Linked DNA regions of Homo sapiens: region 2 is linked to region 1. A link is a contact called in ENCODE Hi-C or POLR2A ChIA-PET data. All regions are on one chromosome and are shown on one strand. Each heading gives the region's core, a stretch centred on a gene start or an enhancer-like site at or near the end of the contact. The rest is flanking DNA. Distances are from core to core; before and after follow the strand shown.

Region 1 (7,559 bases), core at 2,586-5,085:
CATCACTTCAGCTGAAGTGATGAGGTGATTACTGGTTCAAAAATTGCTGATTTGCACAGCAGGTCCAGTCTGGCTACACAGTTTTACAAAAATTGAAAATTAAAAAGAAAAAGTTGCTGTGAATAGCAACAATAAAGAGTATAAGGTAGAAAAATGAGGCAATTAAAGAGTTAAGGATTCTGAGTCCAGATGAAATAAAGAATGCAAAGGCAATAACTCTAAGAACAAACACATAAAAGGTCAATAAAGAATATAAATGCCATCTGTTTTCATGTTTCCTAACAGTAATATTGAGGACATCTTATTGTTTCTATGTAACCCAGTGTTCCTTCATTATCTCGTGGTAACCACCACCCCTCTCCAACTCTCAAGCCCTCTAGCTTAAGTGGGATTGAGTCAAGCTCCAGCTCCAGAGGTAGCTGTCATTCAGAATGGCCCATCCCACTGGCCAAGGGTTTAGTGCAGAGATATGAAGGTCATCCACTTAGAGATGCTCAGGGAATTTTGCTGGGGAATCTAGAAAAGAAAAACTGGGCAGCTATTTTGCAACTTTGAGAAAGCTGAGATACAGTCAAACAGTCTCCAGAAATCACCTCTCATTCTATACTACAAATACCGTGGTGGATTGTACACTATTTCAATACTTCTGTTATGTGTGGAGATGCAGCATAGCACAGGGGTTAAGAGCACAAACTATAGAGCCTGGCTCTTGATCTTAACCTCAATTCTGCTTCTTATTAACTGTGTGATCTTGGGCAAGACACTTGAGCTCTCTCTCAGTTTCCTCATCTGTAAAATGGGAATAACAGAACTCAGTAGGGTTGAAGTTTAAATGAATGAATACATGAAAAGCAATCAGAACGTTCCCTGGCACAGGGTAAGCACTATACAAATGTTAGCTATTATTATCGTCGTTGTTATGAGGATTAAATGAATAAATGGAAAGTGTTTAGAACAGTGCCTGACACATAGTAACCCTGTATACATATTATCCATTATTAAAACTACCAATTCTTTCATTCACTCAACAAGTATTTATTGAATACCTCTTCTTTGCCAGGCCAATGTCTTCATTCTAGACAAGCAGTATCCAACAGAAATGTAATGTAAACCATGTATGTGAGCCAAGTATGTAATTTTAAATTTTCTAGTAGTCACATAAAAATAAATGAAATTAACAAATAAAATTACTTTTAGTAACATATGTTCTTTAATCTCCAAAATATCATTTCAACATATCAATATTAAAAACAAGATATTTTACAGTCTTCATTTCATTCTAAATCTTTGTGATCTGGTATTTTGTACAGTACATTTCAATTCAGACTAGCCACATTTCAAATATTCAACAGCTACATGTGGCTAGTGGCTAATGCTTAGTTTCAGACATTAAAGGTTAGGGAAAGAGGGGAAATGCTATCTTTGTCCTCTACCACTAACTATATAATTGTAACTAACTATAATTGTAACTAACTATATAATTTTTTTCAATTTTCAAAGTCCTTTCACCTTTGTTATTCGAGAGGAACATGCCTTGCCTTGAAGGATTGATTAGATTTTAGCAGGTGGAGAAAGTTCCTTTCAAGAGGAAACACATGAGCAGAGGCAACAAGGCAGGAAAACAAAGGGTCTACTAGGGAAGTAGAAATCAGAGAGCAAAATCTAAGATGTATCAGGAAAGCCCTTAATGCCAGACCAGGGAGGCTGAATTATGTTTGTCAGGTGGTGGGAAGAAACGGAAGGTCTGTGAATGGGAGAGGCAAGATTGGATTAAACTAACAGGTGAAGATAGCATGAAATGGAGTACGGAGAAACTAGAGGTAGCTCATTAGGAAATCACTGCATTAAATCTCAGGCAAAAATGATCTAGATAAAGGAATGGAAAGGAAGAGATAGCCTCACAATGTCCGATACTCAGGAGATCCCAATGTTAGTTTCTTTCCTCTTTTGGCAATTGGAGAGATTTTAAGCAATTGTCAAAAAATTGTCTAAAAAAATCTCATTCAACCAACCAACAAATATCTGAGCACCTACTACTTGCCAAGAACTATGACAGACCTTGAAGATATAAAAGACAATAAGGCAGACAGGATTCCTGACCTCTTACGTCTTATATTTTCTTGAAGACAAGAGACAAATCAATTATCAGACAGTTTCACAATGTGAATTACTATGAAGAAAATAAACACGGAGATGAGTGGCCAGGGAAGGGCACCCAGAAGTGGTGACAACTAAGCAGAGGGCTAAAGGATAAAATGAGCTGGATGTGCAAGGAGTCCGAGGAAGAGGGTTCCAGGTAGAGGGACAAGTATGGGCAGAGTCCTGGAGGTATCAGTAAAACCCGGGGTGTTCACAAACTAAAACAACAATGTTGCCAGAGCATAATCTGGGTGGGGGTGTTCATAAACTAAAACAACAATGTTGCCAGAGCATAATCTGGGTGGGGAGATGTGGCTGGAAGTACAGTGAGAGGAGCAATCAAGAGGACAAGTCACCTTGGGCCTGCAGGCCATGACAAGGAACTGGATTTTAAGAGCAATAGGAAGTCACTAAATTTTAGTGTCCAAAAGGTTTTAGGCAAGGGAACGAGATGATCTCCGTTTTAAGATCGATCTTGCTACAGTTTGTAAAACTGCCTAAGGATGGTAAAAGACTGAACCTGAGATTTCATTTAGAAGGAAACTAGCGTAGAGCAGGTGAGAGATGATGGTGGCATGGTCTAGATTAAGAAAGGCCCTTGGGAAAATTAACGGCCCTGCCCTAATATTTTTGCAGAAATGATCCTTTATGATTGTGCTGCACAAATCCCAAATGAGGTGAAGGATGTTGTCTTGTCCTATTATGAACTTTTCTGGGGAAAATGCTCTCTCCAAAATCAACATAAAATTAGATCTTTGTCAGTTCTAAGTATTAGAACATAAAATCTTAACCAAAGTTGTTAAACTCAAAATAGATTTTCAGCATGTAATTTTCATTTTCTGGAAGGTGATTAGGAATCTTTCCAAAGAGATGACACATGGCTTGAGAACTGGGGGCGGGAAGTCAAAGGAAGCAGCCATTAGGTCTCCACGCTGAAAGAATAGCTAAGTGCAGAGGCCTTGAGAAGGGAATGAAATGGCCACGTTCAAGGAACAGAGGCAGCCCACTGGCTGTAGCAGAGTAAATATCCATGGTATGTGGTCCACATTTACTGAATGTCCAAGACATGTCTTCTAATTCGTCTGTCACCAAAGTGGTCATAAGCAGTCGCCATCAATAAGAAACAAGCAGAGAAAGGGCCTACAGTTCAATTTATTTTTCAGTTGCCTCACAAAAGGCTAAGAAAAACTTAGTTTCTGGTGAACCCAGGTAGACATGCTCATTTTAAAGAGAATGAATATATCTAGGAAGAGCCTGGCAGTATATTCCCAAAGGCGTGACAATAAAGTTCCTTAACGTGTAGTCAGCACCCTCAAACGTCAACACGTCTGGAAAATTCGGAAGCGTTTCCTCCTGTCAGCGGCCCTTCAAGCTACCTCATACAGGGCAGCCTCTCCTACCCAGACCCGGAGCCTATCAATCGACGAGAAAACAGCTTCCCCTCACTGGGCGGTGCGAACCAACTCTGCACGATCAAGTCGGATAGAGGACTGGCAACCGCGGGCACTACAGGGCAGTCCTTAACGTCATATCCGGTTGTCAGCTCGGCCGCCTCCGCCTAACCAGAAGTCGCAGATGTGACGATGCAAAAACGCCCGTCGGGGGCGCGTCTCTTTCAGCAGCCAATGGGCTCTGCCCACCTTCGTCCTCGTCAGCATTTTGTCTAATCGCGGCCTGTGACGCTCGAAGGGCGGGGAGCAGAGGGAGATACAGAAACCGACAGGGGCCAGGCGCCCGGTGGCTCCGAAGCGGGGAAGTGGGACAAGATGGTTTACATCTCGAACGGTAAGTTGAGAGCGGGCTGTGGCTTCGACCGGTGACTTGTAAGATCGGACTCCAGGTTCCTTTCATCGTCGCTCGCTGAGTCTTGAGCCCGGTGCGGCTTCCCCGGGCTTAGCGCCCCGCGGCCGGGCGGAGCTGGACCGAAGTCGCCTCGGCTTGCGGCGCGTCAGCCGATGGTCTCTGAGCCGGCAGTCGGGGGCCGAGGTCCCGCCGGCCTCACGTTGAGTACTGGGAGCCCTGCAACCCCGCCTTCGTGCAGCAAGCGCTTGATTGTGGATTTGCGAGGGTGGTCTTTCCTCTCTCGGGTGTCGGTATCCTTAAAACTAGTAAGGACAATGATGCCGACGCTGTACACGTAGCGCTTGTGCCCTGGACAGTGTTTCAGTTATTTGCTTATCGTCACATTCAATCCTGTTTTACGGGTGGAAACTCTGAGGCTCAGATAGATTAAATAGCTTGCCTGGGCTATTTAAGTCACAGAGGTAACTTAATGGCTGAGTCGGGATTCGATCACAGGTAGGCTGACGTCAGCGTCCTTGTTATCTGTTATGCTGCCTCTGTCTACAACGTGTAAAAAGACCGAGCCGACCTAGGATGATAATTAGATGAAAGCTTTGCATAGGCTTTTTCCCCAGGAAAGGGTAGCTAGTCAAACATGGAATTTTTTGCTCGAATTTCAAGGGGCATGGGAAGAAGTACTATCTTCCCCTAGGAGCAAGTTAATTATTACCGGAATGGAGAATCCGAGAGACTTAATTCTGCGAACCCACAAAGAAGATGACCGGAAAGGAAGGACATGACTGTGTCAGATCAGTGCTAGAGCTGCCTGCCCACCTGTTTGACTCAGGTGAAATTCTTTGGTACAGTCTTAACAAGGAGTTGTGGATCATTGGAACTAGGTCTTGGTTCTATTTGAGTCATCTGTTTTTCTCCAGAGACGAGTAAGGTAGTCAGTGAGGAGCCTTCTGGCTGACTGCACTTTTGCATTTCTTGACTTTTAAAAATCTCCCCTTCTCATCTCCCACTTAAAAATCTTTGAAACAAGTAGATTGATGGACACTACAGAAAAGCATCAAAATTTCATCTTAGTTTTGGGCGCTTTCAGACTTTAGTCTGTTTTATAGCCTGTTTTATAGCCTTTGTGATATAAGCTTAAGGCTGGAAGCTTCTGTATGAATTATTGAATAATTCCTTGTATTTGTTGTGTCTTACTGTGTTCGCATTATTTCATTTGGTCCACATAAGTAGCCGATTAGGACTCTTTATCGTACTTTAAAAGTTGAGAAACACAACTGCATTCAAACACCTTACTTCTCTCTGGGGATATTGGTGGAAGGGACATTCTGCCTTAAGAAAGGGAAAGTGGAAAAGCAAGATAGAATCACAGAGGAAGAAATGACAGGTTCCAATTAGATCCACCTTCTTAGGACTGTATTATCAGCACTTGACAAAATCTTTCTCTTGCTGTCAGATGACTTTTTTTTTTCCAAAAATCTTATGTGATGGCTAGCCCTGGAATACTTTTTGTTGGAGAAAGAAAATGTCACATCAGCCAACGAAGCAGAGCTAGTAAGAGGCAGAGAACTAAGCCTGTCACCCACCCTCTAAACTTTTGTAGCCCCTTGCTCTCAGTAGCACAGTGAGAGCTTAGATCCAAGTGGGTATCTGAAATTAAGCTGGTCAAGAAAAGAGGAAAAGTAAACCCTCATGGAGTGGGTAGAGGTGAGTGGGGTTAACTCTTGGGATAATGGAAAGGAGAGGTAGTTGACAGTTACTCTTCCCCGAAAATATTCTGACATCTTGATTTGCAAGGCTGAAATATAGTGTACCAACTTATGTTGTAGCTTCTATTAAAGTGGTTTGAAAAATAGATCCAGTTTTGCTTAAGATAAAGCTAGAGTCTATTAGAATTAAGAGTATGCTGTTATAGAAAACAGTAGTTATTTTAATGAAGAACAAGCCAAATTCTCTTTAGTACTTAGAGCATACACACTCTTTATAAGAATTTTATAAAAATAACTGATTCCAAAGACTTGTAAGAGTATGAATACGCAATCTTTTTATACAGGCAAGAGACTTTGCAAATGAAAAGAAATACTCAGCATGTTTAGGAATATGGAAGTGGTGTGAGCATTCCTTTATATTCACCCGTCCCATTTGTTTCTTCAAAGTACTTGAATAAAGAGGTATTTTTACACCCATGTTGATAGCAGCATTATTCACAGTAGTCAGAAGGTGGAAGCAACTCAAGTGTCCATCAACAGATATGAGTGGGTAAACAAAATGTAGTATATACATACAAGGATATATTATTCAACCTTCAGGAAGGAGATTTTGACACATACTGCAACATGGATGAACTTTGAAGACATGCCAAGTGAAAAGCTGGTCACTAAAGGATAGAAATTGTATTATTCTTCTTTTATGAGGTTCCTAGAGTAGTCAAATTTGTCGGGACAGAAAGTAGAATGGTGGTTGCCAGGGGCTGGGCGGAGAAGGTAATGGGAATCAGGGTTTAATGGGTATAGAGTTTCAGCTGGAGAAGATGAAAAACTTCTAGAGGTGGATGGTGGTGATGGTTGTGCATCAATGTAGAATGTACTTAATATCACAGAACTGTACTCTTTAAAATGGTTAACCATTGGTAACCATTGTTACATTTTTAAACCATGATAAATTTTTGTTTTATATATATGTGTTTTTTTGTTGTTTTTTGTTTTTTTTTTCTTGCTCTGTCGCCCAGGCTGGAGTGCAGTGGCGCCATCTGGGCTCACTGCAACCTCTGCTTCCTGGGTTCAAGCAATTCTCCTGCCTCAGCCTCCTGAGTAGCTGGGACTACAGGTGTGTGCCACCATGCCTAGCTAATTTTTTGTAGTTTTTAGTAGAGACGGGGTTTCACCGTGTTAGCCAGGATGGTCTCAATCTCCTGACCTCATGATCCGCCTGCCTCGGCCTCCCAAAGTGCTGGGATTACAGGCATGAGCCACCGCGCCCAGCCTTTGTTATATATTTATAGAAAGAGAGAAAGTAGTTGAATAGAATGAAGTCACCCACCAAGTTTATAAACCAGTAGGCTTTTGACATACTGGAGGAATGTCCCTAGATAATGGAACATTACTTCTCCGAACCTTTCCTTGGAATGATGCTCACAGATTTCTTCTGGTGTTGGCCATTTGGAATAATGGGCAAGTTAAAACCCCAATCATTGTTACCTCAATAATTAAATGTGATGCCTCTTGGGTTAGGGATTTGTAGCACTCACTAAAGTTTCTTTAATTCTTATCTGTAGGACAAGTGTTGGACAGCCGGAGTCAGTCTCCATGGAGATTATCTTTGATAACAGATTTCTTCTGGGGAATAGCTGAGTTTGTGGTTTTGTTGTAAGTATAGAAGAGCTCTTAATTGCCCTGATATTTAAGTTGACAGGTATACATCATGTGCATTATGTTAGGGATCTTAAATAAGCTCAACTTTCCTGAAACAGTTTTCTATTGCAATTTAAAAAATAGCTTTACACAGGGAAATAGATGTTAGTGATAAAGTTGCTACCACCAGATAGCTTATGATTATGAGTATATGTTAGTTGGATTGGTAAACTTGACCACATCTTAACCTTGGTGGTAACTACTTCAACCTAT
Region 2 (7,559 bases), core at 1,995-4,494, 2.4 Mb after region 1:
GGCCAGGGCTGGGCTCTTCTTACCTTTTCTCTGCTGCTGGGCAGCCCCCAAAGCACTCCTCACTCTTTCAGATGGGGCTTCCTCTTTCTTGGGCACACCATGGAGCAGGGGGTGGAACAGGCAGAGCAAGGTGAGACGGAGTCCAGAGATGTCCTACCAAAGAGGTCAATAAATCTCCTCCCAATGGTGCAGGACCCATGTGCCACAACCAAGCCAGGTGTGTGGGCCTGGATTGTCTGTAGCTTTGTGTGTGCATATGCTTAGATGTGAAAGTATTTGTTGTGAGGACTGGGTGCCTAATGCACAGTGTGCATGCTTGTATATCTGGCACATGTGGGTATCTGTGAAATATGCCACCAAGCACACTTGGAATGCGTGTGCAGTTGGGAAAGCCTGGGTGCTCCCTCTTCTTTTTCCCAGAAGTGGGAAGGAGGTGTTTGAAGGTGTCTGCAGGTGTGTGGCTATGTGCATGTTGGGGAGGGGGAGGTGTTGGCAGGGGTAGAGGAGGCTGCAGGAGTTAAGAGTGCAGATTCCTGAGGGCGTGGCTGCTGGAGAGGCCTTGTTTGTCTCCTCCCCTGCTTCCCCTGCCTCCTAGGCCCTGGCTTCTCCAAAGCCCCTTCTTAATGCTTCTTGCTCCCATCACCAACCCAGGGCCCCAGGCTGGGTTTGTTTTTTAAAAAAATTAAAAAAAAATTTTTTTTTGAGACAGAGTCTCTCTCTGTCACCCAGGCTGGAGTGCAGTGGCACAATGACAGCTCACTGTAGCCTCAACCTCCCAAGCTCAAGCAATCCTCCCACCTCAGCCTCATAAATAGCTGGGACTACAGGCATGCACCACCACGTCCGGCAAATTTTTAAGATATTTTGTAGAGACAGTGGAGCAAGGGTGAGGGTGGGGGTGTCTCTCTATGTTGCCCAGGTTGGTCTTGAACTCCTGGGATCAAGAGATTCTCAGCCCCTCAAAGTGCTGGGATTACAGGCATGAGCCACAGTGCTCTGACCAGGTTGGGTTTCTGAAATGAAGCAGTGCCATCTGGTGGCAGACTGAGGCAGTGCCAGGAGCGCGTGAGCTAAGCCTTGAGCTCCCCTAAGGGCTCTGCCTCTTAGGACCCCAGCCAGCGGAGAAGTCACCACTGGGCCGGCTAGACCATAGTCAGAGGGGAGATATCCAAGGCTTAAATGTCCCATCCTCATACATTTTAGGTTCATGGCCCAGGGAGGCATGGCAGGAAAGTCACCTGAAGGAGTGCTGGAGGAATGGCATGTGGGTTCCATTCCTTGTTCTACCTCTCTGGGTCCAGATTTCTCATCTGTAAAGGTGATTAACCATATCTTCCCTGTGTGTGTGGCAGGGTAGTGAGGGTTAAATGAGAGAGTGTGGCTGGAACACTTGGCTCAGGGCCCAGCATGCTCTGAAGTTGAAAGAAATGGTACTGGCCATTACTGACAGAGGTAGAGTTCCAGAAGCACAGAGAAGGGACCTGTGTGTTGTGGCAGGAGAAAGAAGTGAAGAAAGGTGACATGTCTGTGGCGCTCCCAGCACATATTAGAGAATCTCTGCTTGGAGCAGTAGCTCCAAGTTACACATTTAAGAGAAGGAGGATGGTCCCTTTTCTGGAAAGAGGGAAATGGGATCTAGTGGGGAATGAAACCAAGGGACCCAGGATTCAGGATCCTTACTAGCTGTCGAGCCTGAGCATAGCAGCAGGCTTGCTGTGTCTTGTATTCATGTGACAGTATTGCCGTGAAGACTCATGGAGATGCACGGAGACTTGCTCAGCATTCCCGGAGAGATAATGAGCTGCATAAGGCCTTGAACGCTGGGTAGGATCTTGTCAGGTCGAGATTCTGCTCAACTGTGGGTCATGTTTATCTTCTATGCCCCACAAGAGGGACTGCTGGTCAGAGTAAGGAGTCCTCTGGTTCTGCTGTTAATTGGTTGTGTGATGCTGGGCAAGTCGCTCACTCCCTCTGGGCCTCATTTTTCCCAACAACATGAAGAAATTGAATTAAGTGACCTGTGAGGTCAGTCCTGCCTTAATCTATGAGCTTTTGATTTTTCACTTCTCTGCCTCACGTATAATAACCTGGCAATAAGTATCTATTGATTCTTACAGGCTAGGTCTTGAACAAAAAGACAGAGGCTGGGTGCAGTGGCTCATGCCTGTAATCCCAACACTTCGGGGGGCCGAGGCAGGAGAATCGTTTGAGCCTAGAAATTCAAGACCAACCTGGACAACACAGTGGGACTTCGTCTCTACAAAAATTTTTAAAAATTAGCCGGGTGTGGTGGTGCACACCTGTAGCCCCGGCTACTTGGGAGGCTGAGGTGAGAAGATAGCTTGAGCCCAGGAGGTTGATTGAGGCTGTAGTGAGCTGTGATCGCGCCACTGCACTCCAGCGTGGATGACAGAGCGAGACCCTGTCAAAAAAAAAAAAAAAAAAAGACAGAGAAAAAAGAGGCTGGGAGAACTCAGCCCAGGAGTTCGAGAACAGCCTGGCCAACACGGCAAAACCATGTCTCTACCAAACACGCACATACAAAACAGAAACAAAAATTGGCTGGGTGTGGTGGCATGCGCCTGTAGTCTCAGCTGGAGGCTGAGGTGGGAGGACTGTTTGAGCCCGGGAGGCGGAGGTCATAGTGAGCTGAGATCGTCACTGCACTCCAGCCTGGGCAACAGAGCGAGACTCTGTCTCAAAAAAACAAAACAAAACAAACAAAAAACAACCAGTGCCTTCTGATTTAATGAGTGCTGTGATTTCTGATATGTTTATGAGAAATATTTTCTTAGATCACGGTATGTTCTAGGTAAGATAAGGCAAATGGCCAAATAAAACAGAGGCTCTTTGCGCACACAGGTCAGAACAAGACACTGAAAAAGTATCAGGCGATTACAGTACTGTCTTAGAAGGATTGGCTCCCTCACTTTTCACTTCCGCCTTCCGAAGCAGCCAATGAGTACTCAGCAGTTCGCATTTATCCAAAAAAACTACAAATCCAGAAGTCAATGCGCCAGGCGAAGAGCTCATGCGTCAATTGGGACTGGTGGGCCCGCCCCTAGACGCGGAACTTCATTTCCCAGGCGTCCCCGGGGCTCTTCGATTTTTTTTTTTTTTTTTTTTTTTTTTTTTTTTTTTTCCCCGATCGTGCAGGCGTTCTCTTCCCGCCCCTTGCTCGCGGTCCTCGCGCCAAGTAGGCGCGAGCGCGCGCGCGCGGTGCACGTAGCGCGCGAGTGACGCATAATATGTGGGCCGCTGTGGAGCCGTGGTCGCGCTGTGTGTGTGTGTGAGTGGAGAGTGAGTGCGGGACCTGAGGCTGTGTGTGTGTGAACTGTGGCCACTGGCGGGGTCGGGGGGGGGCAGCGGCGGAGCCGCCTCGGACGGTGAGTGGGAAATGGAGGGAGGCGACTCTACGGGAGGGGCGCGAGGAAGCAGGTCGCGCGGCTGGCCGGGCGGCAGAGTGGGCGCCGGGCTTGGGGGAGGGGCGGCACCTGCTTGGGCCGCCGGCGAGGAGGGGGCGGGCCGGTCTGCCGGGAGGCTGGGCCCGGGGCCTGACAGGACTTTTCCTCCTCCTGATTCTTGTCCTGGGGGCGGGGCCTCCACGTTCTTCCTCCACTCCCCACGAGAAGCTTCCCGAGAGTAACTCTTCCGCCCGGAGTGGGGGGGCGGGGTGTGTCCGCCCCTACCTGGAGGAGGGGCGCATTTCATTTCCCTTGTTTTCTTTTTCCTTCCAATCCTCCTAGTCTCTGTTCCGTACGGGCTTGCGGGGCTCCATCTTCCGTACTATACGGCGGGCCCCTTCCCGGACTGTGTCTCCGCCTCCAGCTCCAGTCACCTGGGCGGGCTCTCCCGTCTCTCGGCCTCGTGCCACCTCTCCCTGCACCCGCCTGCCTCTTGGACCGTGCGACGGGGGCGGAGCTTTCCGGGCGCTCCTCCCATCCCCATGAAAGAGGGAAGGGTTGGAAAGAGAGGTGTGCGGGTCCCGCAGCCTGGAGTCAAACCTCAGAGTGCCCGCGAAGCTTCCCTGGAGTCTATTTCCGGGGGTTATAGTAGTTTTCAACTGGGGTGTCAGAAGCGTTTGCTTAACAACTTCACTTCTTAGACGGTTTTCTGTCTGGTTTCCTCTTACTGCGGTGGCAGCGCTCTGGTTTTCCATTTGTTGAGGAAATAGTTTTGGAGTGTTTGTATTTAGCTATTTTTGAGTCACAAATGACTCGTCCTTGGCCATGTCATGTTGGTCTTGGTTTTTCCTTACCCTGTTTTTTTGATGAAGCCTTTTAATTAGTTTACATGTCTTAATTTTTTATATTAGTAGCATCTTCCTGTTCAAAATGCATCGTTAATGTACAGAATGAGAGGTTAATTGGTAATATCATCCTGCATTTTCTTTTTCCAGCTTACTGGAGTTTACCTTTAATGTTTATGTAAATGTGTATATTTAGATTTTAGGATCTATTTAGTATTTTTCTTAATGATGTGACCATTTGGGTTTTCTATATAACATTTATTCATTACCCATTTTTGAGTGGGTATATATTTTTGGATGTTAAAGAGATAATAGAGAATTTGGGGAATGTAGGGAAATCATTTTGTACTTAGTATCTCTTGCGTAGTTGCTGAGTACAGTGTTTTACTGTTCTGCCTATTATACAGTTTTAAAATTTTTTATTTTTATTCATTTATTTTTTATAGAGACAGTGGTCTCAGTATGTTGCCCAGGCTGGTTTTGAACTCAAGTGATCCTCCCTGGTCAGCCTCCCGAAGTGTTGGAATTACAGACATGAGCCACTACACCTGGCCTGTTTTTTTAGATACAGGATCTTGCCCTGTAGCCTAGGCTGGAGTGCAGTGGTGTGATAACTCTTTTTTTTTTTTTTTTCTTTTTTCTTTTTTTTTGAGACAGCGTCTCATTCTGTTGCCCCAGCTAGAGTGCAGTGGCGCGATCTTGTCTCACTGCAACCTCCGCCTCCCAGGTTCAAGTGATTCTCCTGCCTCAGCCTCCGGAGTAGCTGGGACTACAGGCACGCGCCACCACGCCCGGATAATTTTTGTATTTATAGTAGAGATGGGGTTTCAGCATATTGGCCAGGCTGGTCTCAAGCTCTTGTCCTCGTGATCTGCCCACCTCGGCCTCCCAAAGTGCTGGGATTACAGATGTAAGCCACTGCGCTGGCTTTTTTTTTTTTTTTTTTTTTTTTTTTTTTTTGAGACAGAGTCTCACTGTGTTGCCCAGGCTGGAGTGCAGTGGCGCGATCTCAGCTCACTGCAAGCTCCGCCTCCCAGGTTCACGCCATTCTCGTGCCTCAGCCTCCCAAGTAGCTAGGATTACTGGTGCCTGCCACCACGCCCGGCTAATTTTTTGTATTTTTAGTAGACACAGGGTTTCACCGTGTTAGCCATGATGGTCTCGAGTGTCATCATAACTCATTGCAGCCTCCAACAACTCCTGGGCTCAAAGGAGCCTGCTGCCTCAGCCTCTTGAGTAACTAGGACCGCAGTCACAGGCTAACATGATTGGCTAATTTTTAAATATTTGTGTCGACTGTGTCTCAAAATGTTGCCCAGCTGACCTCAAGCAATCCTTCCGACTTGGCTTCCCAAATTGCTGGGATTACAGGCTTGAGCCACTGTGCCTGTCAATTTAAAAAAAATTTTTTTTTCTTTTTTTTGAGACGGAGTCTTGCTCTGTTGCCCAGGCTGGAGTGCAGTGGTGCAATCTCGGCTCACTGCAACCTCCACCTCCCGGGTTCAAGCGATTCTCCTGCCTCAGCCTCCCGAGTAACTGGGACTACAGGCGCGTGCCACCATGCCCAGCTAATTTTTGTATTTTTAGTAGACACGGGGTTTCACCATGTTGGTCCGGCTGGTCATGAACTCCTGACCTCGTGATCCACCGCCTAGGCCTCCCAAAGTGCTGGGATTACAGGCGTGAGCCACCGTGCCCGCCTATTTTTATTTTTTTTGAGACAGTCTTCCTGTGTCACCTAGCCTGGAGTGCAGTGGTGCGATCTTTGCCCACTGTAACCTCTGCCTCCCAGGTTCAAGCGATTCTCATGCCTCAGCCTCTGGAGTAGCTGGGATTACAGGTGTGTGCCCCCACGCCTGGCTAATTTTTTTATTTTTTGTAGAGATGGGGATTTGCCGCGTTGGCCAGGCTGGTCTTGAACTTTTGGCCTCAAGTAATCCACCCACTTCAGTCTCCCAAAGTGCTAGGATTACAGGCATGAGCCATAGTGCCTGGCAAACAGTTGTTAATATTATGCCATATTTTCTCTATTTGTGTGTGTGGTATCTATATATATATTTTGTGGAATCATTTGAAAATAAGTTGCAGGCCTGTCATCCCTAAATACCCTAGCAGATGCTTGTTAGGATAAGAAAATTTTACATAAGTATTTCTTGAGGCTTTATATTATCCCATCATGGGGACAATATTGTCATTTAACCCCGCACAACAACTGTTTCCATCTTGCAGATAAGGAAATTGAGATTTGGAGAAGTTAAATAACCAAGACTTCACAGGTATGTCAGCAGAGTTGGGATTTGAATCCTTGAAACCTTTTTTCTACCTAGTACTAGCTGGTCTTGGGGACCTCTCTGAGCTAGTTTCCTCATGTGTGAAAAAGGGTAGGATGGTTGTGAAAATTCAGAATAATGTAAGTATGGTAAATTACTTAGCTCAATGTCTGTCCCATACTAGATATTCACTAATTGGTAACTACCGTGTCACCATTGGACAGACCATCATTTCTTCATAGCACTTAAAGGAACTCACTTAAGAACTTGAGTAATGCACCCTTATTGTCTTGGGCATAACAAGGTGAAGATGACTGTTTTCTTTGCTCTTGTTGTGCAAGCTGGAGTGCAGTGGCGCGATCTCGGCTCACTGCAACCTCTGTCTCCTGGGTTCAAGCGATTCTGCTGCCTCAGCCTCCGGAGCAGCTGGGATTACAGGCGTGTGCCACCATGCCTGGCTAATTTTGTTGGTATTTTTAGTAGAGATGCGGTTTCACCATGTTGGCCAGGTGGTCTCGAACTCCTGACCTTGTGATCTGCCGGCCTCGGCCTCCCAAGGTGCTGGGATTACAGGCGTGAGCCACTGCGCCCGGCCTAATTTTGTATTTTTAGTAGAGACAGGGTTTCTCCATATTAGTCAGGCTGGTCTCGAACTCCCAACCTCAGGTGATCTGCCTGCCTTGGCCTCCTAAAGTGCTGAGATTACAGGTGTGAGCCACTGTGCCCGGCCTTTTTTTTTTTTCCTTGAGACAAGGTCTCGCACTTTTGCTCTGGCTGGAGTACAGTGGTGCAGTTATGGCTCACTGCAGCCTCCACCTCCTAGGCTCAAGCAGTTCTCTTGCTTCAGCCTCCCCAGGTAGCTGGGACTACAGGTTGCAGTGAGCCAAGATTGTGTCCCTGCACTCCCGCCTGGGCAGCAGAGCGAGATTCCGTCTCACAAAACAAAAAACAAACACAAAAAAACGAACATTGAAGTAAGTACTACTACTACTGATTTTTAAATTTTTTTCATAGAGGCAGGATTTCACCATGTTGTCCAG

What was found. Hi-C counts contacts between places; a loop is a spot of excess contacts on that map. ChIA-PET counts read pairs that join two places held with the same protein, here RNA polymerase II (POLR2A). Pooled maps may share reads with other maps.
Region 2: a loop to region 1 is called in a pooled map, with 24 times the contacts of the local background. The contact joins the promoter of DCAF1 here to the promoter of SELENOK in region 1. A Hi-C loop is called at or near these places in 14 of 50 pooled maps. POLR2A ChIA-PET finds 5 or more read pairs at or near these places in 2 of 52 experiments (B cell and HepG2).

What each region holds. Positions count from the first base shown.
Region 1 is chr3:53,888,135-53,895,693 of GRCh38, reverse strand. SELENOK (selenoprotein K) reads left to right here and starts at 3,835. Exons shown (of 5, transcript NM_021237.5): 1 at 3,835-3,924; 2 at 7,211-7,301. The coding sequence starts at 3,906. RefSeq lists enhancers at 3,557-3,856, 3,747-4,647.
Region 2 is chr3:51,495,700-51,503,258 of GRCh38, reverse strand. DCAF1 (DDB1 and CUL4 associated factor 1) reads left to right here and starts at 3,244. Exons shown (of 25, transcript NM_001387579.1): 1 at 3,244-3,386; 2 at 6,479-6,525. RefSeq lists silencers at 1,003-1,102, 3,355-3,584 and an enhancer at 3,695-3,794.